Linked DNA regions of Mus musculus: region 1 is linked to region 2. A link is a loop called in an ENCODE intact Hi-C map of the cell type or tissue named here. Cell type or tissue: left cerebral cortex. All regions are shown on one strand. Each heading gives the region's core, and the rest is flanking DNA. Links, peaks and the distances in the headings are about the cores only. Region 1 holds the start of Cfdp1 (craniofacial development protein 1). Region 2 holds the start of Tmem231 (transmembrane protein 231).

The links. Peaks named below come from ENCODE experiments on the same cell type or tissue, not always from the same donor. Only the 100,000 strongest peaks of a DNase experiment are listed, where the experiment ranks them.
Region 1: it touches region 2 in a loop (3-fold over the local background); 1 of 42 quality-filtered maps calls a loop at or near these places.

The regions. Positions count from the first base shown.
Region 1 is chr8:111,852,085-111,856,470 of GRCm38, reverse strand. Cfdp1 (craniofacial development protein 1) reads left to right here and starts at 2,134. Exons shown (of 7, transcript NM_011801.2): 1 at 2,134-2,327. The coding sequence starts at 2,264. In left cerebral cortex, for the core only: a CTCF peak has its summit at 2,152; a DNase peak (open chromatin) is centred at 2,084; H3K4me3 peaks cover 1,482 bases; H3K27ac peaks cover 494 bases.
Region 2 is chr8:111,931,443-111,935,828 of GRCm38, reverse strand. It overlaps Tmem231 (transmembrane protein 231), which reads left to right and starts at 2,016. Exons shown (of 7, transcript NM_001033321.2): 1 at 2,016-2,201; 2 at 2,300-2,469. The coding sequence starts at 2,063. In left cerebral cortex, for the core only: a CTCF peak has its summit at 1,801 (motif pointing right); DNase peaks (open chromatin) are centred at 1,997 and 3,055; H3K4me3 peaks cover 1,396 bases; H3K27ac peaks cover 507 bases.

The sequences.
Region 1 (4,386 bases), core at 228-4,227, 79 kb after region 2:
GCGATGGCCCGGCTCAAATAAATCTTAAAAAAAAAAAAACAAAAAACAACAACAAAAAAAGTAAGAAGTAAAACAAGAACCAAACCAAACCAAACCAAAAAAACCAAACTTGATGCCGATGTTCGGCCGTACTGCAGGATGCAGAGGGTCAGCTAGCCCACTGTGGCTAACCTGCTCAACTTTGGCTTGCTTCCTGAAAACCAAGGGACACATAGGTGGTGCTTATTCTGCTGGAGAGGAAGAGCGAGACACGTCAGCATCCAGCGGTTCTACCCCAGGTGTTCGGTTCTCGCGGCTTGATGAGGAGATGACGTGATGACGTAAGCATTTTCCCCTCCCTCCCAGTCCTGCCTGAAAATTTGCATCATTCTTTTCTGCTTTGTTTCCTGCCTCATTCCTTTATCTTTTCTTTTTTTTCTTTTTTAATTATTTTTTAAAAATTGAGTATCACAGCGAGGCACAAACCCAAGTCTTTAATCCCAACACTCAGGAGGCAGAGACAGGCGGATCTTTCAGTTCACCGCCAGCCTGGTTTACATAGTGAGTTCCAGGACAGCCAGAGCTGCACAGAGAGACCCTGTCTCAAAAAATCCTACCCCTGCCCCTCTAAAAAAGAGTATTACTATGTAGTGTTGACTGACCTGGAACACTTTATGAAGATCAAGCTGGCCTTGAACTCACAGAGATCTCCCTGTCTCTGTCTCCTGATTGTTGGAATTAAAATCGTGTGCCATCACCACACAGGGCTTTCTGCCTCATTCTGTTAAGCATCTCAGCATAAGGGCCAGAGGAGGTGACATGCTTAAATTTGAGGGCACAATTAAGCATTGGGTCACATTCTTCTACGTCACCTTCCCCAGCCCCCTTTAGATGTATTCCACACTGATATTTTGACGGCTGTGAACTCTTAGGCTGATTCCCATTGCCATCCCATTGGTCAACTCCCACCAGGTTTTACCCACTCATCCAGAGCATTGGTTGGTCCTCCCGATGTCTCTGCTAAAATTTCCTATTGGTTGTTCCTACGGATTTCTCTGCTAAGATTTCCTCATCTTCCTCCTTCATGTGCTCCGAGAGTTCGATTATTCTCAGTACAGTATGCATTATATTCTCATCACAGTTTTAAAAAAATGTGTGTATATATATATATATATAAAGGCGTGCGCCACCACGCCCGGCAGAAGGTGATTTCTGAGGGACTAGGGGCATGGCTCAGTGGGTGAAGGTGCTTGCTGCACTGTACTACATACATGCCTGGTGCCTATTGAGGTCAGAACCAGGGCGGTAGTGAACCGCCATGTTGGGGATGCTAGGAACCAAACCTAGTTTTGCTGCAGAAGCAACAAGTACTGTTAACCTTTGGGCCGTCTCGCCAATCCTCACATACTCACAAATTTAACTGCTTTTCCATCCATCTTTCCCGTTGTTTCAAAAGTGTCAATCTAGCACTTTGTGTAGTGGCTTCCCTCACAGATAAGCGGATTTCCTTTTGTCTTTTAGTGATTATCGGATTGTTGATTCATTAATGCTGAACTTACTGCCAACAGTACTTGTAACTCAGGCCTGAATGTAGCTTACTTAACAGGCCGAGTTTCTCAGGAAAGAGCGTCGCAGTCTTCTTGCGCTTAGAATATTAGACAGAGTTTCGGTAGTGTTCTTGGGAGCAATTTTAGGCAGAAAAAAAAAAAAAACAAACAAAAACAAAAATGCAGGGAAAAGGCACAAAAACTGCATTAAAGAATTCGATTCTAGCGAGAGAATTGAATCAAAAAGGCAGAGCCTCAGCCTTGCTCAAAAGTTGATGGGAACTTTAGCATCTATCTATTCAGCTTTCAGTTTTTACTCGCTGAGCATATCCGGGAGCGACATTTTAATCTCTGATTTTAGAGTTAGAAAAAATATTAGCTTGTGAGCAAATTTCAAAATAAAAAGACAAGTATAAAGAGAAAGTACTATTTCCGCAGATAAGCCATTCTCCATTAAGGACGCACGGTACCGTTGAAAACTACAAGCCCCAGCATGCATCGCTTCTGAGAGGTGGGGGTCCGGAATCCCACAAGGGCCCGGTGAGTGTAGACTGACCAATCGCAGCAGCCGGAAGTGTCGTCTCTGACCACGTGGCACTGCCTGCGCATGTGCGCTCGCCTCTAGGGCGGCCCTAGCTGCTGGTCCTGTACCCCTATGGTCTCGCCCTATATCTAGCTTCGCTATTTTGGGGCAGTGGCCGCAGTCGTGTGGGTAGCAGGCCCCAAGTGACAGCAGCATGGAGGAATTCGACTCCGAAGACTTCTCCACATCGGACGAGGATGAGGACTACTTGCCGTCCGGTGAGCGATTCGGCCTGAGGCGAAAGGAGGGTGGTTTCCACGCTTCACACCTCACTCGAGACTCTCCCGGACGGTCCCCAGGGCGTGGGCCTCGTGATCGCGAGGTCCCCACGGCCCGTGGGCTCCGGAGTTCGGGTTATCAGGACCCCGGCCCTCAGGCGGCCTGGAACACGCATGTGTCGGTTCTGCATAGCTGCTGTCCTGGGCCGCCGCCCCCTCGGAGCGCGGGAACAGGCGCGTGAAGCCCGCAGGCTGAGCGTACTACCTACCTACCGGCTGGTTCTGGAAGCCGACCCGGACATTGGAGATTGTTTTTAGGGAATTGCCAGCTTCCTTCACGTCCGAAACTCAATTGTCCGCCTCTGGGTTCGGAAGGGATCGGCTTGTTAGAAAGTTGATGTGATAATGTGTTTTCCCTCTTTGCAGGAGCTACCCATCGTCCTCTTTTAAGAACTTTTTCAAAAGTTTTATTTTTAGAGATTTTATGGCACGTATATCAGTGTTTTTTCCTGAATGTCTGTCTGTCTCTGTACATCATGTGTGTGCCTAGGGCTTCTGGGACTGGAGTTACAGGTGGTTGTAGAGCTGAGTCGTCTCGCCAGCCCCTTATTATTTTTGTGTATGTATGGCGGTGCATTCAGGTGGCCAAAGAGGACAGAAGGGGGTATCGGGTCCCCAGGTGAAGGAGTTACACTCAGTTGTGAGCCGCCCGACTCTGGAACCAAAGTCAGATCCTTTGGAATGAAGCGCACACTCTTTTTTTTTTTTTTTTTTTTTTTTTTTTTTTTTTGAGACAGGGTTTCTCTATAGCCCTGGCTGTCCTGGAACTCACTTTGTAGACCAGGCTGGCCTCGAATCCACCTGCCTCTGCCTCCCAAGTGCTGGGATTAAAGGCATGCGCCACCACGCCCGGCTGAAGCGCACACTCTTAATGGCCTAGCTATCTTTTTTTTCTTGGGGTGCGGTAGAGGAGCACACTAAGAATCCAGCTTATGCGAGGTCCAGACAAATCTTTTAAACATTTATGTGTGTGAGTGTTTTGCCTACATGCACATCTATTTGTATGTATCTACATGTATATTTAGTGTCTTCAGAGCCTAGAATAGGTATTAATATCCCCTGGAAGTCGAATTATAGACGATTGTGGACCCTTGAATCGGGGCTAGGGATTGTAAGTGGACCCTTTGAAAAAGCAACCCGTGTTCTTAACTTCAGCCAGTATGTCTTTTTTGTTTTGTTTTGTTTCGAGACAGGGTTTCTCTTTGTAGCCCTGGCTATCCTGGCACTCACTCTGTAGACCAGGCTGGCCTTGAACTCAGAAATCCGCCTGCCTCTGCCTCCCGAGTGCTGGGATTAAAGGCGTGCACCACCAATGCCCAACTACCAGTACATCTTAATACCAAAACATACTCCCTTCTCATCTTGTACCTTGCCCTGGCTTAGGCGTTTCCGTAAAGTTATTTATTCCAGTGTAGTTGCTTAGGCGAAAAGTAACTCTAGGCGTTGTGGATAAGAAAGCTAGCTGTGCAGCTTAAGATCCTGAGTTCAGATGCCCAGCACCCACAGAAAAGCTGGAGGTATCTTGTGGGTGCCTCTAACTGTGGCCTTTTGAATGTTGACAGGAGCAATCCTCGGATCTCACTGGCTTAGTGAGCTTCTGTCCAGTGAGAAACACTGTCTCAAAAACATTAGGTAGGGCTGGAGAGATGGCTCAGTGGTTAAGAGCACCGACTGCTCTTCCGAAGGTCCTGAGTTCAAATCCTAGCAACCAATGGTGGCTCACAACTACCCGTAATGAGATCTGACGCCCTCTTCCGGTGCATCTGAAGACAGCTACAGTGTACTCACATATAATAAAATAAAATAAATAAATCTTTAAAAAAACAAAAAAACCCAAAAACATTAGGTGTAGAAAGTTCTCTCACCAGTGTGGCCTAAGGCCATCCAGACACAGATGTTTATATAATAATTCATAACAGTAGCAAAATTAAGTTATAAAGTAGCAACAAAATAAAGTAGTAACAAACAAGTCATAAAGTAGGCATACAACTGAGTTTCA
Region 2 (4,386 bases), core at 220-4,219:
CAGGGACAGGAGAACACAATGTAGATTGGGTTGGTCTGGGACTCACAGAAATCCACCTCCCTCTGTCTCTGCTTCTGCCTCCCCAGTGCTGGGAATAAAGGTATACACCACCACACCCAGCTAAGGCTAAACCATTTTATACTTCTAAATTCGTAACAGTCACCTCCCTGTCTCACCGGTGACTTAGCGACAGTGTATGTTTCCTTCTGTCGACTCTTTGGAGGCAAACATTCTCTTACTCAGAGAACAACCACCACAAAGAATCTACATTACATTCAGCCATTCCAAAACGGTTATTTAAGCACAGTTTTTATTTTTTAATTTAAAAATACATTTATATTTCCTATTATTATTATTATTTATTTTTTGAGACAAGGTTTTTCATTGTAGCCTTGGCTGTCCTGGAAGTCACTCTGTAGACCAGGCTGGCCTAGAACTCAGAGATCTGACTGCCTCTGTCTCCTAAACACTGGGATCAAAGCTGTGTGCCAACACCTTTATTTTAACTACATGTGTTTGGGTGTTTTGCCTGCGTGTGTGTCTATGGACCATGTGTCTGCAGTGCCCACAGAAGCTGTTGGATCCCCTAGGACTGGAGTTACAGTTGGCTCTGAGCCCCTGTGTGGGTGCTGAAAGTCAAACCTTGATCCTCTGGAAAACCGGCCTCTCCAGCTTACTTACATGTTACACTACATTTACTTATTCATTATTTGTGCATAGATGCAGATGAGCACCATGACAGGCATGTAGAGGTCAGAGGACAGCCTTTCCAGAATTAAGATAGATGGTGGGAGCTGGAGAGATGACCCAATTGTTAAGAGCACCGATTGTTCTTGCAGAGGACCTGGAGAAAGGAGAATTGAGGGCCAGCACAGGCTACATAGTAAGACCCTACTTCCAAACAGGTAAAAATCTGTCTTCCATGTTAAGATATTGGTGTTAGTATTTACCTAAGTGATCAGCTAATGCTAACTTTGGGGAAGACAGTATCAGTGTTTATAGCTAACAAAGTACAACAGAAGGAGCCATTTAGTAAAATACCCTTTAACCTTTTTTTTTTTTTTTTTTTTTCCGAGACAGGGTTTCTCTGTGTAGCCCCGGCTGTTCTGAAACTCACTTTGTAGACCAGGCTGGCCTCAAACTCAGAAATCCGCCTGCCTCTGCCTCCTGAGTGCTGGGATTAAAGGCGTGCACCACTACGCCCGGCCTTTTATTTTTTGTTTTTGTTCTAACCTTTAAATAATCAGGGGGTTTGTTTCCTGTTTTCTATCTTTCCTGCTATGGGGCATAGTGAAAGCATTAACCTTGAAGACAAAAGTACCTGGTTCTAGGACGGTGGCCTTGTTATAGGAATGTCCCGACTTCAGTATGAACCTCAATGGAGTTTTTGCATTGAAACAAAGTCTCCAGTATCTCTGGCTGGTCTCAAACTCACAATGTAGCTAAAGATGACCTTGGACTTCTGATCCTTCTGTCTTCACCTGAAGAGTTGTTAGTGTTACAGATGTGGGCCAAGGTGCCTGGTTTAATGAAGTGCTGGAGATGAACTCAGGGCTTCCTGTATAGTAGGCTAGCCCTCTACCAACTAAGCTACATCAACCATCCTTATGTCATGAGTTAATAGATGATCTATGGGGTGATGTCAACATCTATGCACGTCTGATTTTGTACAATTGACACAGACTTTGGTGAGTGAAAATATCATTACAGTTGCTTTCTTTTTTTTTTTTTTAAGATTTATTTATTATATGTAAGTACACCACTGTAGCTGTCTTCAGACATTCCGGAAGAGGGCGTCAGATCTCATTATGGATGGTTGTGAGCCACCATGTGGTTGCTGGGATTTGACTCAGGACCTTTGGAAGAGCAGTCAGCGCTCTTACCGGCTGAGCCATCTCACCAGCCCATACAGTTGCCTTCTTGAAGAGACGCGCAGGCACAGCACTAACACAGGACCCTCCTCCTGCTAGCTCCACCCCCTTCTAGAGGCCTGCATGCCTGCTATTGGTTCCTCTGCCCGCCGTCGGTTGCCGTGGAGACTCGGCGCTGCGGCCCTGCGCTCATGGCGCTGTACCATCTCTTCTCTCACCCAATCGAGCGCGCTTACCGCGCGGGGCTCTGCTCCAAGGCCGCGCTCTTCCTGCTGTTGACCACCGCGCTCACCTACATCCCCCCGCTGCTGGTGGCCTTCCGGAGCCACGGTGAGCCTGCCCGGGCCTGGAGGGCCACACGGCGCGGCCGGCGGGCCCAGGCCGGCAATCCTAACCTGGCTCCCCCCAACCCGCCTTGTCTCCCGCAGGGTTTTGGCTGAAGCGGAGCAGCTACGAGGAGCAGCCGAACGTGCGCTTCCAGCACCAAGTGCTGCTCGTGGCTCTCCTGGGGCCGGAGCCTGAAGCCTTCCTCGCCTGGAGCACGTTCCCCACCTTCAACCGGCTGCAGGGGGCTCACCTGCGCGTCCCGCTCGTGTCGGTGCGTGGTTCCCGCCCGGATCCTGGGGGTGATAGGATGGAGTGAGATCCCAGTTTGGGTCATTTGACCGGGTGTGAGAGCAGAGTCTCGTGTATCCCAGGCTTGCCTTAAACTATATAGCCAAAGTCGTCTTTCAACAACTGATACTCGGCCTTCACCTTCCCAGTGCCGGGGATTCGCTATGCAACGCCCTGCTGGGGTATATGGGGTGCTGGGAATCAAACCCAAGGCTTTGTGCTTGCATGCAAGGACTTAACCACTGAGCCACTCTCAGTCCCACAGCTTGGATCTTAAGGAGCCACGAGGGTTGGAAACAAAAGTCCCTTTGGCCTGCGCATGCTTAACTTTCTAGATAGTTTTATTCAGTTTCTCCAGGTTTCCCTAGAAAGGCAGCCGTGCAGGCACTGTGTTTGCCGGACAACAAGAGTCCAGAGCCTGTTTCTGGTGCTGGTCATTTTCTGAATGGAAAGGTGGCTGAAGAAAAAACCCCTTTGAGGGCTTGTAGGCGGAGTTCTGTACACCCCAGTACGCTGCTGAGTTTGAACATCACCAAGCTGTAAAGACAGAAAGTACCAGTGTTTTTATGCAGACTTGATGCGGGGTAGGGCGGGGCAAGCGGTGATTGGTTGAATTCTCAGGTCCTGCTCTAGCCAAGCCACGCCTGTCTGGGTTAGGCTTCTCAACTCTTTGCCACACTGCAGCTGTCTCCTGTGTAAGGGAAACATTTTACTGGCTGCAGTTTAGTGTTTACTTTCGCATAAATCAAGTGCTTCCTTACGGTCATCCCTTGCCGTTCATATAATGACATGGGCAGAGTGATGACTTTAACTAGGTGTTTGTTAGTAAATATTTTGTTTCTAACCTCCACCTGAGGCAGGATTGCCCCCCCCCTTCCCTGACCTATACAGCAAGCTCAGGGCTATTCAGTCTCAAAAGCGTAGCGCTGGCATGTAAAGTCAAAAGACAACTTGGAGGGGTCAGTTCCCTCCTGTCACTGTCCCGGGAATCCAGCTTGGATTCCCAGGGTTGGCTGCAGGAGTCTTTACCTGCTGAGCTATCTCATTACCCATCCTTGATTTTTTTTTTTTTTAATTTGCTCCAATCGTTTTACTATTAAAATTAGTAAGTGAATAAACAAAGCTTTAACTAAATCCTACAGCTTTTTTATTCTTTTTGAGATGGGTTATTGCTATGTTGCCTGCCCAAGCTGTAAGCCCAGTTCAGCCAGCTACGAAGCTGGGACTACAGACGTGAGGCCCAGACTTAAGTCATGCACGTCTGAATGCCAGTGGAAGCGTTTTGTTGAAATTTCATGCACTTAGAGAAAACAAAGCAAGCAAGTAAAGTAATTGTTAACTGCAAGGAAATAAGCCACGAGAAGACGCTAGGAAGGATGCGCAGTCAAGGTTGCGAACCGGACTTGCGTAGTAGTCTTAGTTACGACATGAAAGGCTGACTAAGCAAAATGCGCACCTAGGGAAACTGAAGGGATGAGAGAGGGGGAGGTGCGATGGGGCCTGGTGGGAGTGGGAGGGGAGCGCAGGCTCCAGCTTCCCCCGTGGAATGTCAGTAGAGGATTCTCATGAAAGAGGTGGAGACTCGGCAAATCTTATTTAAACATCTGGAAAGCGTTTCTTTCTATTTGTTAGAACAGGGTTTCTCTGTGTAGCGCTGGCTGTCAAATAACTTGCTCTGTTGACCAGGTTGGCCTCGAACTCAGAGATTTGTCAACCTCTCCCTCCCCTCTGCTACTACCGCCAGCCACCCAGCCTGGGGAGGGCTTCTAACACACTCTCATTAGGTAACTAATGCAAAAGTTTTTGCTTTGGAAGTTTTGTTTTGTTTTAACATCATTGCACTCTTTTATTCTTCAGATGGTCAAGACTCTTCCCCCAGGCCACCAACACATACCCTTTT